2 separate regions of the Mus musculus genome follow, and region 1 is linked to region 2. Evidence: chromatin loops called from intact Hi-C (ENCODE). Cell type or tissue: gastrocnemius. All regions are shown on one strand. Each heading gives the region's core, and the rest is flanking DNA. Links, peaks and the distances in the headings are about the cores only.

What was found. A loop is a pair of places that touch in the nucleus more often than their neighbours do. Peaks named below come from ENCODE experiments on the same cell type or tissue, not always from the same donor. Only the 100,000 strongest peaks of a DNase experiment are listed, where the experiment ranks them.
Region 1: it touches region 2 in a loop (6-fold over the local background); 3 of 42 quality-filtered maps call a loop at or near these places.

Annotation. Positions count from the first base shown.
Region 1 is chr7:24,966,997-24,975,788 of GRCm38, reverse strand. Rabac1 (Rab acceptor 1 (prenylated)) reads left to right here and starts at 3,061. Exons shown (of 5, transcript NM_010261.2): 1 at 3,061-3,262; 2 at 3,475-3,687; 3 at 3,931-4,028; 4 at 5,601-5,702; 5 at 5,780-6,039. The coding sequence starts at 3,207. The coding sequence ends at 5,868. It overlaps Mir7046 (microRNA 7046), which reads left to right and starts at 5,714; the gene lies at 5,714-5,779. In gastrocnemius, for the core only: CTCF peaks have their summits at 342 (motif pointing right), 3,118 (motif pointing left) and 4,350 (motif pointing right); DNase peaks (open chromatin) are centred at 3,077, 3,678, 4,326, 5,820 and 1 more place; H3K4me3 peaks cover 2,251 bases; H3K27ac peaks cover 2,080 bases.
Region 2 is chr7:25,072,051-25,080,842 of GRCm38, reverse strand. It overlaps Zfp574 (zinc finger protein 574), which reads right to left and starts at 4,036. Exons shown (of 2, transcript NM_175477.5): 1 at 3,361-4,036; 2 at 1-1,308. The coding sequence starts at 1,288. It overlaps Grik5 (glutamate receptor, ionotropic, kainate 5 (gamma 2)), which reads left to right and starts at 8,474. Exons shown (of 20, transcript NM_008168.2): 1 at 8,474-8,792. In gastrocnemius, for the core only: no CTCF peak of the experiment used is centred there; DNase peaks (open chromatin) are centred at 3,735, 7,683, 7,980 and 8,373; H3K4me3 peaks cover 4,069 bases; H3K27ac peaks cover 3,806 bases.

The DNA.
Region 1 (8,792 bases), core at 235-8,234, 100 kb after region 2:
CTGTAGACCAGGCTGACCTTGAACTCAGAGATCTGCCTGCCTCTGCCTCCAGAGTGCGTGGATTAAAGGACTGCACCACTATCTCCATGGCATGGTTTTCAGGGTTGATTTTTTTTTTTAATTTAATTTTTTTAAGTAGGGTCTTGCAATGTAGACCATGCAGGCCTCATATTTTCAGTGATCTTCATATATCTCCTTCTCAAGTGTTAGGTTTACAGGCATATACCACCACTGGCATTCTTTGGCTGTTTAATTTTAATAGAAACCCAGAACCTAATTTCAAAGCATACATTGGGCATTTTGTATCCAACGGTGGAGGAAAAGCCCCATCTATTCCACTTCACTGCCACTAGGTGGCAGCAGCAATCCTTTTAATTTAACCATTGGACAGTTAAACCCCTTCCCTGGAGTTGAGCCTCCCAGCATGCCGGTTGAAGGAGGGCACTGGGCCGGTCAGCCTCCCAGCGCAGGGATCTAGGTCTGTGGCAAAGATGCTGTGGGCGTCTATGAGTGAGTGTGTCCCATGCCAACACACCAGAGCCAAACTGATTGTTATAGTTAGAGTTTCCATTGCTGTGAAGTGACACCATGACCGAGGCAACTCTTATAAGGACAACATCTAATTGGAGTTGGCTTACAGGTTTTGAGATTCAGTCCAGTATCATCACGGCAGGGAACATGGCAGCATGCAGGCAGACACGGTGCTAGGGAAGGAGCTGAGGGTTGTGTTTGCATCTTGATCTGACTGCATCCGGGAGAGATTATCTCCCATTGCCCACCCCCACACTATACACTTCCTCCAACAAGGCCACACCTCCTAATAGTGCCACCCTCTGGGCCAAGCATATGCATTCAAACCACCACACTGCTGCTGTGTGGTGCATATGCCTTTAAGCCCAGTTTCCCAGAGGTGGTGGCTGAAGGATAGGAGTTTGGAGGCCAGCTTGGGGCTACATAGTAAGACCCTAACACCACACACCCTGTGCCTCTGTGTGTGCATGTGTGCATGCCTGCATGCCTGCAAGTCCCCCTTTTCTCAAAACCATGATAAATAATATAAAGCTTTTAAAATAATCAAATGCTTGGGGGTGTGGCTCTGGTGCAGACTACTTGCCTACAAAAGCTCTGGGTTTGTTCTGAGCCCTGCATAAATAAGGTGACAAGATGCCTGTGATCCTTTCGTTGTTATTGTTTGTTTGTTTGTTTCTTTTTAAGACAAGGTTTCACTGTGTAGCCTTAGCTGTCCTGAAGCTCACTTTGTAGACCACACTGGTCGTGAACTCACAGAGATCCAACTGCTTCTGCCTCCTGAGTACTGGGATTAAAGACATGTGCCACCAACCCCTGGCCACATCTGTGATCCTACAGAATTCTTGGACTAGGAACAAAAATCAGAAGTTCAAGATCATACTATCCTTGCCTACAGAGCCATGGTAGAGAAAGAAAAAATAATAAAGCTGGCCATTTTCTAGCGGTGACCACCTGTAATCCCACCAGGTGGGAGGCAGAGAGGGGAGGATCAGCCATTCAGGGTTGGAGCACTTGGGGCTCTTTGTACTGTGACCTCTGGTGATCTCAGGACAAGACGATCCTGGGAGGGAGGAGTTGCATGGGCCAAGACCTCTCCTGGGACACCCACATACTCTGCTTCAATCACCTAGCACCAGGAAGGAGCATCCGCTTTGACAGAGGGACTCAGCACAGGACAGAAGTGGGGGAGGCCCCTTGAAGTCATGCAGCCGGCATTATGATCAAGGTCTCGAGTTCCTGTTAATATCTTCTGGCTTTTTCCCAGTGCCACTTGCTCTGGGAAGCACAGGAAAGAGCTCAGAGCCAAGTCCCATCTCCCACAGCCTTCTCGGATGTCTCCTACTACCTACTGACTCAAAACCCATCTAACGTGAGCCTCCTCCCTCAGGAACCTGAAAGTACCCCCTGCCTCATCACATCTCTACCTCAGGGTCCTCGCTTCCACTGTCCCAAAGGACTCCTTTCCCAGCTTCCAGACACCTATCCTAAAAATCCCAGTATTCAAATTTCTTACATTCTTTGAATTAGTTTGCCACTTTCTGCAACAGTGTTGCCTCTGGATCCCACTGCCTTCTCCACTGCCTTCTCCCGAAGCCCCGACTCCCACCAGGGCAGCAGAGACTTGAGGGTCATGAAATAGAAAGAATTTGCTTAGTCCTCTTAAAGAAACTGAATTGGTTCCCATAGCAGTCAAACCCAGCTGACTTTTGCCGCCAAACTGGTTTCCAAGGTTCTCTGTCTTTTCCAGTACTCTGGCCTTGTGGTGTCCCTCTTTAGTCTTTAGGCTAACTGTACATTTGCAGTCCTCCACTGATCTGAAGCAATGCTGGACCCCAAGTGGGAAACCCAGACACAATTTCCTGCTGAGTGGCCCATACTGAAATCCCAACCCGGAGGAGTTCCGTTCCCAGCACCCATGATTTCTAGACAGCTCATAATTGCCTGTAACTCCAGTTCCAGGAGCTCTAAAACCCTCTTCTGGTGGCACACACGCATAAACATATAAAAGTAAATCTTTTCTTTTAAAATGCAAACATTTATTTTTAAATCATGTGTATCTGAGTGTGGGTATGTGCACATGAGTATGTCTGATTGGCTAGAGCTGGAGTTTCGGGCAGTTGTGAAGCACTGGGTGTGGATGCTGGGAACCAAGCTATGATCCTTTGAAAGAGAAACAAGTAAGCCATCTCTCCTGTCTCACTTTCAAAGTAAATACTTTTAGGAAAGAAAAAGTAAATGAACTCTTTCCCAGACTTGCCCAGTTAGAATCAGAATATCTGAGTTTTCGAACAATGTTTTATTAAGCTCTCTCGAGCCAGAACGACAGCTCTGCACGGTCCACGGAAGTACGTTTCTGCCATTCGAACTCCCACAAAATCCTCTGTCCTGACAGTCCACCTGCTGTAGTCCACGCTGAGCCTCCTGAAACTACAATTCCCACAATGCCTAGAGGCTCCCGACGAGCTCTTAGCATACATCTCCCAAGATGTCTTGCGAGGCAAACCTGCCTCTTGACGCCACGATGACTACAACACCCACAATGCTTGGAGGAACAACTACCGCCCTCTAGAGCTCCCAACGACGCCACTTCCAAAGAGTCCCGGCTGGGGTGGGGCCGCCTAGGTGCTGCTGGGCTCCGGGCTATTTACAGCGGTTCTATCCACTGCAGTGCAGACATGGCGGCCCAGAAGGACCAGCAGAAGGATGCCGAAGGGGAAGGGCTGAGCGCCACGTGAGCAAGCAGGGTGTTACCCCCAGATCCGAGATGCAGGAGTCCCTCATCTCCTCAGAGGTCCTGGGAGGGACTCAGTCCTGTTGGCTCCCTCTCAGGACCCTTCCTCCTAGGGGTTCAAGGTCATGCTTGGGACCAGGTGTGCTAGAATCTGGGGTCCAGATTCTACCCTCTCCCTCCCTTCAGCTGCTCTGCTCTGCCCTGCCCATTAGGACCCTGCTGCCCAAGCTGATTCCATCCGGCGCAGGCCGAGAGTGGCTGGAGCGGCGCCGGGCGACCATCCGGCCCTGGGGCACCTTCGTGGACCAGCAACGTTTCTCGCGACCCCGCAATGTGGGAGAGCTTTGCCAGCGCCTGGTACGCAACGTGGAGTATTATCAAAGCAACTACGTGTTCGTGTTTCTCGGCCTCATCCTGTACTGCGTGTGAGTGCCTCTGCGGCCCCGCCCTCGATAGTCAGACCCCGCCCCCGGCTGCCAGGCCCCGCCCAGACCAGTTAGCCCACTTTGTCACTACAGGACCCGGTCAGTCTGTACTCCTGCATTCACCTGACCAGGATGTGGCCTTCGCTGGCCTAGAAGGACGTAACCTCAGTCTGTGTCCAAAGCTAGAGGGGCCTGGCTGACGCAGCCTCGGATACCTAACTCCTGTCTCCCACACTCTTCCAGGGTGACATCTCCCATGCTGCTGGTGGCTCTGGCTGTCTTCTTTGGCGCCTGTTACATTCTCTATCTGCGCACGTTGCAGTCTAAGCTTGTACTCTTTGGTAAGAAATCTCCTGCCCAAATGGCTCCTCGGGCCTTTCTGATCGTGGTCTCACGGAATGCAAACTTCCGAATAGTTGGGACCCAAGACGGCCCCCACCGAGCTGTCCACTAGAGTCACTTAACTTGGTCTTTAAGGGCTTAGACCCACCAGGTGCTCCCCTCCAGTCTCAGCTTCCCAAACCCAGAGAGACCCCAAAGCCCTGGCACCTCTGTCTCTTGTAAATGACTTAATCCAATTCCACTCAACCCCCCCCCCCCCCCCCCACGGAACGCATCAGCTGCAGATACCCACACTGCACACCAGGTGGCGACCTCATGCAGGCCTAGATCCGTGTTCCTTCCCAAGTCTTGGCCCTGATGATTCTCAGAGGGGAAGGCTGAGATCTGTAAGTCCGGTGGCCCCAGACTGTCACCAGGACCACTGGAAAGAAAGGTGTCAGGGAAGACCCAATGAGGGGAATCCAAAAGTTTCCGAGGAGACTTAAAATAAGTCTTTCATAGCCCAGCAAGCTTAAGGACCAAACAAAGATAGGCTGTGGCAAAGAAATAGACTGAAGCAGGTCAGAACTTGGCTTCTGCAGGTAGTGGTCACTAGGACATACACACTTTTCAGGCATAGGAGAGCGTGGGGCGGGGGTGGAGGAAATTAATATATATGTACTAGGGTTTAAAGAGTGTGTTGCTATGCCCTAGCCTTAAAAAATGTGTAATGCGGGCCCTCTGGAAGAATACGTGCTTTTAACTCCTGAGTCACCTTCTCCAGCCCCCACAAACCAAATTCTCGCAAGGTGCATCAAAGAACACATCCTTAAAACCAGAAGCTGGCCTGTGCCTCTAATCCCAGCACTTGGGAAGCTAAAACAGGAGGATTGCTACAAGTTCAGGATAAGCCTAGCCGGGCGGTGGTGGCGCATGCCTTTGATCCCAGCACTCGGGAGGCAGAGGCAGGCGGATTTCTGAGTTTGAGGCCAGCCTGGTCTACAAAGTGAGTTCCAGGACAGCCAGGGCTACACAGAGAAACCCTGTCAAAAAAAAAAAAAAATCAAAATAAGTGCCTAGAGAGATGGTTCAGCAGTTGAGTACTCAGTTGAGTACTGTTCTTGGTTTGGTTCCAAGCACCCAAGTCAGGTGGGTGCCCATGGCCACCTCCTCATGGGCACCTGATCTTGGGCACGTATGCGTGCAGGGCATATACACACAATTCAAAGAAATAAATCTTAACAAAGGAAAAAAGGGGACAAAAATCCTTAGGTCAGATTTGACTGTGGAGCCACCAGCCTGAGACTCCCGGTGACCAGGGTGGAACATCAGGCCCTAGTCTGAAGTGACCTGAGGGCTCCTGGGAGAGGTGAAGCTAGACAGCAGAGGTGGGGCAGAGGAAGGTTGTTATGGGGACAGGGGGCTTTGGGGAGGCAGGGTAGGGGCCAGGTATGGGAGACACTGATGTGAGGAGTCTGTATTATTACATGGAAGGTTCCAGAGTCTGTGACACTAGATGGGTGGAAAGTGACCCTGGACACTTGTGGGAAAGGGTCGGGTGGGAACGGCTACCTTACACCATCTGTTCCCAGGCCGGGAGGTGAGCCCAGCACATCAGTATGCCCTGGCTGGTGGCGTCTCTTTCCCCTTCTTCTGGCTGGCCGGTGCTGGCTCTGCTGTCTTCTGGGTCCTGGGTGAGTACAGGGTCTGTGTAGGGTGAGGCTGGGAGCCAGGCGAAAGAGCACAGCCTGAACCACCCATCCCCCTACAGGAGCCACGCTGGTACTCATAGGCTCCCACGCTGCCTTCCACCAGATGGAGCCTGCAGATGGCGAGGAGCTGCAGATGGAACCTGTGTAAAGTGTCCTCCAGGACCTGCCGGCCTCTCCTGCCGGCCGGCTGTCCCATCTCTGTCTGTTCTCGTCCTACCTGGCCTTGCTGCTCAGCTCCGAGCCTTCCACCTGAGGCCTCAAACCCAGGGAGGGGCTTTTGTCTTTGGAAATAAAGCTGTTACAATTGCTATTTGGCCAATACTTTCCTGGTATTTTCTCTTTTATAGGTAAGGAGAGGGGTTACTAAAACACGAGGTCTGAGGCTGGAGAGATGGCTCAGCCCCAGATGGCACTGGCTGCTCTTCCATAGGACCTGGGTTCAGTTCCCAGCACGCACTTGTACTGCACACACCCACCCACCCCCCCCCCACACACACCTAAGCATAATTAAAAATAAAAAAAAGTCAGCTGGGTGGTGATGGCACACACACATGCCTTTAATCGAAGCACTCAGGAGGCAGAGGTAGGGTGGATCTCTGAGTTTGAGGCCAGCCTGGTCTACAGAGCCAGGTCTGTAGGCATAGGTCAGGTATAGCTATATAGTGAGAACCCTGTTAAAGAAAGAGAGATGGAGGGAGGGAAGGCAGGAAGAGGACTATGGCCAGAGCAACCCTCCCAATGTGAATGAACCCGAACAGTTGGGGAGCAGCTGCAGGTCCTTTAAGGAGCCTGTCCTGGGCAGACAAGGCATCCGTTGCAGAGGCAGTGAGGAGGCAGCACAGCTGGCCTGTGACTTGGAGAAGCTTGGTGAGGGAGCCTGGACGTCGCAGGAAGCTTTGATTTTTCTCTTGAAGAGCATGAGAGAGTAAATTTTTTTTTGAGATAGGTTTCATGTAGCCCAGGTTGTCCTCAAACTCACTACATAGCCAAAGCTGGCCTTGGACTCCTGATCTTCCTGCCTCCACCTCCCCGGTGCTGGGATTACCGACATTCCGTGGTGCCCAGTGCATACATGCTCAGCAAGCATGCGGCTGGCTAAATTGGCTTGTTAGTAGAGCTTGCAGATTTGGCTGTACAGAGACCCTGGTGATGTTTCTGGGAGCCCTGAGGGACACAGCTAGGCAACCGGAGAGCAGGGAGTGGGGTCACCCAAGCCTTGCCATGCACACACACACACACACACACACACAGACACACACACACACACACACACACCTCCACAACATCGCCCTCTCAGGTCTATATCATGAGCTCACAGGGCACCCAGCAGTGCTGTGGAATCCTGCCTCGGTCATCCAAGCCTCCGGCCCAGCATGATAGCTGTGTGCCTGAAGCAAAGCCGGTGTGAGGTGTATGTGCAGAATGGAAAACCCAAGGACTGGAGGGATGACTCAGCGGCTAAGAGCACTTCCAGGAGCCTGAGCTTGGCTCCAGGCACCCACTCTGGGCATCTGTGACTCCAGCCCCAGAGGATCTGGCAGTCTCTTTTGGCCTCCACGGGTATCCACATGTACACATGCACACACACACACACACACACACACACACGTACACATAACTGAGATTGAATGCGAAACAGTAGACTTCAGAGAGTCCATGTGAAGGAGGTATACGATACTCATTACTTATGTTTATATATACCCCAGGTGGCACATCACATGCCTCCAATCCCAGCACTCAAGAGGCAGAGGCCAGCCTTGTCTCTATGGAGAGCTCCAGGACAGCCAGGGCTATATATTTGCACATATCTGTGCACATATGTACACATACACATCACATATACAGAGAGAGGTGGGACGCCCAGACTGACTTTCCGTGTAACTGCGCATGACCTTGAACTTCTGCTCCACCTGCCTCTGCTCCCGAGTTCTCGGGTGGAGGGTGGGCTTGTGCTGCCCACCACGCCTGGTTTCTGTCGTGCTGGGGAATTGAACCCAGGGCTTTATGCTTGCTAGGTGAGCACTCTACCACCCGGGGTATAGTCAGAGTCCCTCTTGTTAATAGTGATCATCTTGTTTGCTCTGCTGTGTGTGTGTGTGTGTGTGTGTGAGAGAGAGAGAGAGAGAGAGAGAGAGAGAGAGAGAGATGGGGGAGGGGAGAGTCTTATCATCTAGCCCAGGCTGGCTTGGACTTCACAGTGTAGCTCAGGCTGGCCTCAGCTTTGTGACAGTCCATGTGCATGCATGTGTGCCTGTGCATATGTGTGAGTGCACAGATGCATGTATGTGTGTGCCTGTGCATGTGTGTGAGTGCAAAGCACGTGTTTGTGTGTGCCTGTGAATGTGTGTGAGTGCACAGATGCATGTATGTGCGTGTAGCTTTGGCTGTCATGGAACTCGCTCACAAAGCTGTCACAGTGTAGCTCAGGCTGGCCTCAGCTTTGTGCCTTAGCCTTCCAAGTGTTAAATTACAGACAGGTGCTACCACCCCAGATCAGGATAATGTATATTGGAAGAAATGTTATTTTGGATATATTCAGTAAAATTGTTCATTTGACTTCACATGTATGTAGTATGTGTGCATGTGTTCGAATGCATAGGTACATATACATATATGTGTATGCCTGTGCATGTGTGTAAGTGCACAAGCACATGTATGTGAATGCCTGTGCATATGTGTGAGTGCACAGGCATGTGTATGTGCGTGCCTGTGCATGTGTGTGAGTGCACAGATGCATTTATGTGCATGCCTGTGCATGTGTGTGAGTGCACAAGCACATGTATGTGCGTGTAGCCTTTGCTGTCATGGAACTCGCTCTATACACCAGGCTGGTCTCAAACTCATGGAGAGCTCCCTGCCTCTGCCTCCCCAGTGCTGGACCACCACGTCTGGCAAATCCCCACTTTGCTTTGTGAAACAGGATCCCTCATGGAAACTGGGTCTCACTTATTTGGCAAGACTAGCAAGACCAGGGATCTTCCTGTGTCTGCCTGCTCAGCACAAGGATTACAGACCATGTCCTCATAACCAGCTCTTTACATGGGCCCAGGGGATCTGAACTCAGGTCCTCAG
Region 2 (8,792 bases), core at 443-8,442:
GTGGAACTGGTGTTGTGGGCAAAGGGACACCTCCTGCTCCGTGGGTACGCCGGTGATAAAGGAACTTGGTGAGGTTAACAAAGGTCTTCCCACAGGGACACGAATGCAGAGGATTCGGGGTATGGGCTCGCCGGTGGGCCAGGAGGAGGGCTTCGGTGCCAAAGGCTAGGCCACAGTCTACACACAGGAAGTGAGACTCACTGCTATGGTCACCAAGGTGCTGGTCCAGACTAGAAGGGCTAGGGAAGACACGACTGCACAGGGGACACTTAAAAACACCCTCCCGGTGACTCCGAAGGTGCTGCTGTAGCTGGTGGGGTGAGAGAAAGAGCTGGTCACAGGCAGAGCAAAATAGTTCCTGGGTGGCCGCCCCACCTGACTCTCCACTGTTGTTCCTCCTTGGCTTCCGTCCCCTGCGGTCTCGCCCAATGGCCTCCCCATTTCGCAGCTCATTCCGCAGCTCATAACTGTGATCAGAGGCTGGCAGGGGTTCGGGCTGAGACACTGCTGCCTCAGTGGGTGAGGGGACCTGGGTTTCCTGCTGTGTGGCAGGCTCCGCAGCCTCCGGGACAGGAGCAGGGAAGTGGGTGGCCTGGTGCTCCAGGAAGTCAGCGGGCATCTGGAAGAGCTGGGAGCACTCGGAGCACTTGTAGAGGAGCAGCTCCACTTCTGTCACCATCTCGGTGGTGGCGGCCACAGACGGAACGGCCGCCCCCTCCCCACCCTCTTCTGCTTTTCGGTATGAATGTTCCACAGCCACTCGAGCCTGGCCCACAGGAGGGCCCAAAACAACTGGGGACCCCAAGACGACAGGAGCAGGAGCCTTGTTGGGCGTGGCTCTGAGATGCGTCTGGCGATGGCTAAGCCACATCTCTTGGCTGGCGAACAGAGCCTTACAGTCCACACACTCATAGTGGATGGCGCTGGAGCCCAAGGGGGGCACCTTGGGTGGTGGCTTGGCTGGCACTGCCTCCTGCGGTGCCATCATCTTCAGGTGTAGCTCCTGGTGCTCCAGGAGCTGGCTGGGGGACAGGAGCAGTTGCCCACACTCAAGACACTGGTACTGGCTCTCTTGGATGAGGGTCTGATATAGGCCTGTGCCTGAAGCAGCCTCTGTGGCCACTGTGACTCCAGGGTCAGCCACGCCCACCAGCTCAAAGTGCTGCTGGGGCACGTGGGAGTTCTGGTGCACAAGCACCTCCTCCAAGGATCCATAGAGCTGGTTGCACTCAGAGCAGACATAGCGGTGCTCAATGTACAGGACCGTCTCTTCACTCTCCTCAGTCATGGCAGCAGCAAGGCCCTGGGCTGAGAGGAGGGAAGGCAGCGACAAGTCAATCCTCCGGGGTATTTTATTCCATCCAACTTCTTCATTACATTTTCCCGCTCCAATGCCCTCCCTAATAATCCTCCTTGCCTGAACATAGGAACAGCCAACACGAATTTCTCCAATGGTCTTGTCCCAGGGACTTTCTCCCAAAGCTCCCAGCTCATTTAGCTTGCATTGAACACCAGCTCCTATGACCTCAATCCTCTCTATTTCCCATACCTCCAAACTGGTTCCCAAAGCCCTGTCCATCAAACAGGAACCTGTCTCCTTCCAATGCAGACTGTCCTTTGACTCCTTACCACTGCATGGGACAGTATTCCTTTGCCAAGCTACTTGCAGAATCCTCAAACACTCTCATGGCCTGTCCCTCCAAGCTGCACTCCTACATAGACTCTGCCTTCTGGCAGGCTCACAAACTTCTTTTCACACTCAGACCACTCAAGCTGGTGTCCAAGCCAACTGGTGGCACTGGTGGTCTTGCCACCCAACCTCTGCTAACCACCAATGCCCAGGTTCCTCACATCAAGTTACCCGGCTACCAAATTTTCTCTCACTGGCTGAACCCATCTCCATACTTTCCCACCTTAACCACTTCCTGATACTCAGACTCTTTAAAACAAGTTTAAACTAATCATATCAAGATCTTCTCAGCTGGGCAGTTCATGCTTTTAATTCCAGCCCTCTAAGGCAGAGTCAGGCAGATTGCTAGGAATTCACAGCCAGGCTGATCTACATAGTTAGTTCTGGGACAGGCTGGGCTACATGGAGAAACCAAAAGGGAAAAAGGCCCACCACAGGATTACCCTTTACCCGGAAGGTCCATCTCCACCAAAGTCTAATCCGTCACAGCCAGATGCGTCTCACCTTTCTGACACACCCCTAGAGTTTTCAATCACCCTTTCTCTCCACCAAGACCAAGTGTGCTGTGCTACTGCCCCAGCACACTGTCAGCTATTCACACTGACTTAACTCTAACTCATCGAGGAATGCCTATGTGCCTCCTCCCCAACCAACACTACCCTTTTTTGCATAAGGGTCCAGGCCAACCTTAATGAACTCAGCTGAGAACCCCGCTACTGAGTATAACCTAAACCTTTTTTTTCCCCTCTGAGAAAAGACCCAAATTCATCCTAACGCACTCCAGGGATTTTCAGATCCCTATTTCATACTGACTGAATTTCTCCTTTTTTGTAATCTTGGCCAGGAATAGCTGGCCCATCCTTCACAATTGCTTAACCTTTCACCTATCTCACTCAGGGTTTCCAATGTCTGTCACTTAGAAACTCCATCTGTACTCAAACCCTGCAAAAAGAGGTCCTCTTCATACTTAAACCTTCTCACCAGCAAACAACTATGGGGATACCCAAATCCCCCAGAGTTATCAATATGGTACATCCCCAAAATTCCTAGACTGCTCTCTGTAGCACACATCTCTGTCTCTCCAACTACACCCAAGATTGCTCGAATATTCCCTTTGGCCTACTTACCTGTATCTAAAACAAAACAATCCCTCCCCTCTAGCTCAACCTATTGAAACCCGTAAGAATAAATAAAGACCTCTGTCAATACTTTCCAAGCCCCACTTTCATGCGTTTATCGGTCTTCCTTGTCAGCATTACTCCGTTTTCCACACCTGATCCCTCCCTTCGCTCTAAAGATACCTCAAAAACCTCTTCTCTGCCTCAGCTCTTTCCAGGCAGAAATCGATTTTCCTCCCTGCGTTAATTACCTCCTTTCTCGGGCCAGCTCCCCACCCCGGCATCCATGAGTCCTCTAACCGTCCCCTTTCGATTCTGATCCCCATCCCAGCGCACCCACCCGTGGCCCCGATACCCCATGCAACCAGAGAGCCCTCCGGCGAGGCAGCTCTGGGACCTCCCCTTCCCGCCAAGGTCGGCCCCCGGCCTGCAGCCCGAGCCCTGCCCCTCCTCACTCAGCCCCGCACTCAACTCCAGTCCCCCATCCCACCCGCCGTCCCGGCACAGCCCCCGCCCGGCCCGCGCGCCCAACGGCCGCTCCGCTCTCCGCACCCGGGACGCGATCCTTCAGGCCTTCATCGTGCAGGCCGAATGACGCAGGCAAGCCGCCGGGTGGGGCCGGACCTCTGCGCTCCGGCGGGGACTCACCCGCCTCGGCCGTCTCGCCGGCCCCAGGCCGGGCTACGGGCTTCAGGTCCCTTTGCACCGCCACTCTAGCGCCGCGTCCTCTCTAGCGCCCGTCGTCTCGCCTGCTCCGCAGCCTCGCTCTCACCCCAGGCCGCCCTCAACAACGCTCCTCCCACCTTCCGCCTGGGCCGCTGCGAAGAACTGCACAATTCGCCCAATCATCGGCTGTCTGCCCCTGTCATTAGACCAATCGATGCTCAGGTTTCCTGAAGCCTCGACCAATAGAGCGGAGGGGTGGGATCGCGCAGCGCCCAGCCAATCCTTTAGCAATGTTCCCTCGCTGGTCGGCCTCCAGGTGGATACTACCCGCCTCTTTAATCCTCCCTGGAGGTTCTTCCTCTTCCACCTCTTCTCGGATTCCGCCTTTGATAGCTCGAAAGGGGAGCGCTGAGCGGAGAGGGCGCGATGACGTCGGGAGGCGGGACGAAGCTGGAGGCGCCATCTTGGGGGCGCCTGACAAGCTAGGCGTAGGGGATTCGGGCAGTGTAGGCTGTAGAGACACGCAAAGCCCTGGAGGCCGGCGGGTTACAGTCAAGGATCCCTGAGGGCCAGTGGCAAAAAAAAAAAAAAAAAAAAAAAGAGACACCACTCGGCGTGAATGGGAGAGGAAACCAAGCAGCAGCAGTCACACAGGGCAAAAGGAACAAAACAAGGCTTAAGACTTTTTTTTCCTATTAAGAGGATGAACGGGGAAATCGAGGAAGAGTAGAATGGAAACAAGATGTCAGGAGAGGGAGTTTAGAGGAAGAGGTACGTGACAGGAAGTGAGAAATGGAAGGAGAAAGGAAAAGCCCCGTTAGTAAGGTCCCTTGGAAGAAGCTGAGGGTGTGGGGTGGAAGACCTGAAGAAGGAAGTTTATGGGATTTGTAGTGGATCGAGTCAGTTGTTCTTGTTTTTGTTTGAGGCATGGTCTGGCTTTGTGAACAGGCTGGCCTCACAGAGATCCGCCTGACTCGGCCTCTCCTGTTTTGAGCATTAAAGGTATCTTTCCAGGTGACTGCCCTTCCACACAGTTACAGTTAAGGACCCCTAGGCATGGGAAGAATTTCCTGGGAAAACATGAAGTTCCAGGCCAGCCAGGGAGATGGTTCAGCGCGTAAAGCCACATGCTAAGCCTGATCTGGAGTTTTGATTCTGGGATCCACAGGGTGAAAGGAGAGAACTGACTCTTGTAAGTTGTTCTCTGACTTCTGCATATACCAGAGTGTGCATACATGAACATACACACACACACCTGAATGTAATATGGTAGCGAGTGACTGAAGAGATCCAGTATCCATATTTGGACTCCACACAAGTACACCACAGTTTTCAGGAAGCTCCCTCTTGAAGCCAAGGTTAAGGGAGTTATCAGAGGTGCATCTGGTTGGTCAAACTGTCCCCCGTTTCCCCAACTGAAGCTCAGAAAAACTAGGAGGGGTTTGAACACAGAACCACAGGTAGGTCTGAGTCTCCAGTTGTCACCATGTGTGTGCCCTCCTTTGGATGTCTAGCTGGATGTCTTCTTACTGGACTCCCTAGCAAGTATACCTACATGTTCTAACTAGGCTGCTTATCCTGGCCCTGGTACTTCTTAGCTGTGACTTTGGGCAAAACAACTCCACTCTGTCTCAGGTTTAGTTTTTTTTGTTGTTGTTGTTGTTGTTTTGGTTTTTTTTAGTTCTTCGAGACAGGGTTTCTCTGTATAGCTCTGGCTGTCCTGGAATTCACTTTGTAAAACAGGCTGGCCTTGAACTCAGAAATCCACCTGCCTCTGCCTCCCGAGTGCTGGGATTAAAGGTGTGCGCCACCATACCCGGCTTTTGTTTTTGTTTTTATCTCTGAAAAGGGATGCTAGTCTTTGTCCCGGGTTTTCGAGACACTAAGTAAATACTGCTATATAGAAATTAATTTTTGTTGGGCAGTGGTGGCACACACCTTTCCAGCACTTGGCAGAAGCAGGTGGATTTCTGAGTTAAAGGCCAGCCTGGTCTACAGAGTGAGTTCCAGGACAGCCAGGGCTACACAGAGAAACCCTGTCTGACACCCCCCCCCCAAAAAAGAAAATAATTGTTGAGACAGCATCTCTATGTAACCCTGAAACTCGTATGTAGTCCAGGCTGGTCTCAAGAGATCCCCCTGCTTCTGTCTGCCTGCTGGGATTAATGGCATGCATCACTACACATGGCTCGAGGACTTACTTTTAGTATCTGATTAGTATCTTGAGGTGCCTAGTGGTAACTGACATCCAAGTGTGTTAGGTGACAATGGAAATTCTGCCCAGTGCTTTTCATTCATTATTTAATTCTACCAGTCCTCTCAGAGACAGTTACCATGAGGTGCTAAGAAACAGGCCGGGAGAAGTCATGTGTCCAGGTTCCCACGGGGAGAGAAGAAAGCCATCATTCCACCCCAAGAGATGGTTCCCTAGGTCTATACTCAGTTCCCCGGTGGGTGGATTGTTTGGGATCAAAGGGTGAATGGTTGACTTCAGGAAGAGCAAAGCAAAGGATGGGGGAAGGGAAAGGGGGAAGGGGAAGACAGCAGATTTTTAAAGTAAAAGATTAAGGTAGGAGGTAGTGAGCCCTAAGGTTTGGGCCTAGCTGTTTGCTAGTGTAGTTTGGATTTGCCCTTGGGGTGAAATCGCCTGTGTAGGAGCCCAAGTGCAGACCAGACTGAGCTCTTGGCAGGCTCTGGGCCTGCAGGTAGTGTTTTGTTCCTGCTGAGGCCCCCTTTTCCCTCTTGAGGTCCCAGCTTAGCTTCTCAGGCTCCTCTCTCTAAAACCGCTCGGGCATCCCAACTTAATTTGGGCTGCCTACGTCCTTTCTCTGCAGAGGAAACCTGTTCGGGTCAGACACTGTGCTGTGGTAGCACTGGACTGGACCTTTTGGGACAGATTATGTTTAGAGAGGGTGGATAATACCATCCCTGGATCAGCAAAGATACGGAGAGGCAGGCATGAAGTACTGGCCTCAGGCTTGGCTAGAACGGAATGTGGGTGTTAAGGAGACTGTGGATGTTAACCCTAGAAGGATAAAGAGGCATGGACAAGTTTGGTGGTCCTACAGGGTCAGATATATTATGTCACATGTTGTTGGGCATGTCCCACGAAGTCAGAGCTCACCAAGCCAGACCTGCAATACTCTGAGTTGCCACGTGCCAACTGTGTGTGCGAGGCATGTGGTCACATGTGCTGGGGGCTGCACGTGAGAGTGTCAGTGTCTCCTCCCCATCACGAGCATGGGGGTGGTGGTGAGTCACGGGCTCAGCCTTCAGCGCCAACTGTCATGTTCCTTCCCCCCAAATTTCACCCCCCAACACACACACCCAGCCCTGCACCACCCACCCCCACTTGAAGATCTGTGTGGATTTTCTGTTCCATCCCCCTGCCCTTCTGGGCTTTCTCAGGGAGACGGCAGTATTCCTTAAGAAAGGGTGCTTCTCTCAGCTCTGCCATCTTGTCACCCCCTCCCACTGCCTCACTGCTCAGGTGACTAAAAGATGAGGGCCTCTTCTGGCTTCCCACTCATCTCCACGGGTCCCCAGGAGTTCTCTGTGCACAATGGAGAATCCCTTCCTCCCCTCAACATCTTGAGCCCGTTTCCAGAGGCTTCCCAGTTCTATGTCTCCCAGCTTGCCATGCCTGCCTCAGTGGTCCTCTCATGTCTATGAGCCACGTGACTGTCTCTGTGGGTCTCCTGTACCCATGGGGCTGTCTCCATCAGGAGACCTCTCCTAGCTTACTGGGCCCCGTGTATGCTTCCTGGTTGCTCCTTCTGTGTATGGCTCCCTATTCTGAGGAGTCTTTCTGTCTCTGGCCTCTGCCACCTTCAAACACCTCTGTGTCCTATATGCTGTTCTCTTGTCCTCAGGTGGCTTGCTTTTCCATGGCTGGCTTTCCTTGGCCTTGTGGAGTTTGTGGGCCTTGGCCCACCTCTCTTGGGTCTTGATGGCTGGCTGTCTCTTTCCCTGCATTTTTCTCCATCTCTGTAGTCCTCTCTCCCCATCTCTAGGCCCTTCCCTCAGTTCTCCCCACCAATGCCTCTCAGCTCCATGGGCTCCAGAATCCTGGGCTGCCTGGGCAGGGCGGTGGCATGGTGTGGTTGGAGGGGGTGGCCCCGGGGGTTGGCCCTTCATCCAATGCAGCTCGCTCTTCTCATCAGCATTCTCCTCGCAGGGCCCCCCAGCCCGACCAATACGATCTCCCCCTCCTCTGCTTCCCTCCCTCCTTGCTCCCTGCCTGCCTGCCTCCCTCCCTCCTGCCCGCCCTCCTCCCTGCCTCCCTCCCTTCATCTCTCCCCTCCACCACCACCACCACCACCATCACCACCACCACCACCACCACCACCACCCCACCCCCCCGCGCTCCAGGACTCAGCGCGGGCGGGCGGGCAGGCGGCGGCCTAGGAGGGGAGAAGGAGCAGTGGCGGCAGCGGTAGTAGCGGCCGGCAGCAAGGAGGCAGGCCCGGCTGGGGACACGGAGCCGCCAGCGGCTGCCGCTCACAGGGGACCAGAGTGTGCGGCCAGGCCCTCCCACCGAGAGCCGGCGGGCCCCGGGACACCCCACCCTCCTCCGCCTTCCCGTTCCACCTGCTTCTCTCCATCCTCTCCTCCCACCTCATCTCGCCACCTCGTCTGCCTCCCTTCTTGGTCTCACCAGGGCTGCCAGTTGCTCTGTCCTCGCTAGCCCCTTCATTGACCGGCCTCTCCTGGCCCTCAAGCATGTTTTTCCCGTGGGGACTGAGGGGTTGAGGACTCCCGGCCCTAGCCTCATCCAGGGCAGGGCCAAGGCTCTGGGGGGAGGGGGGGGAAGGGGGCGGCCCCCTCCCCCCCAGCAGGCCCTCCCCTCCCCCACTTCCCCCCGATGGCTGGCTTTCTTTTCTCCACCCAGTCCTCACCCCCAGTGCCCCCCCCAGGCCGGCCCGGCTAGGGGAGGGGGCGGGGGCCCTTTCCTGGGCCGGCTTCCCCCTCCCCCGGCTTTGCCTGTGCCCCCCTCCCTTCCGTTTTCACCTTCCTCTCCTCCTTTCCTCCCTCCTTCCCCTCCGTTTGCTCCTTCCCCCTCTCCTCTCTCCCCTTCTCTCCTCCATTTTCTCCTTTCCCCTTCCTCCCCTCCTGGCCCGCCCTTTGCTTTTCCACCTGTCCTTCCTCCCCGCTGCTGGGGAGACACCGTTTTGGATTAGTTGGGGGCCACCGCCGGCGGCGGGGGAGGGGGCCCAGTGGACTGCCCTCTCCCCCGGCCCCAGCCTCACCAGCACCCAGCATCGGAGCACCTCCTGGTTGTCGTTCCTCGGGCCTCGAGGGAGCCCAGCCCTCCGTCC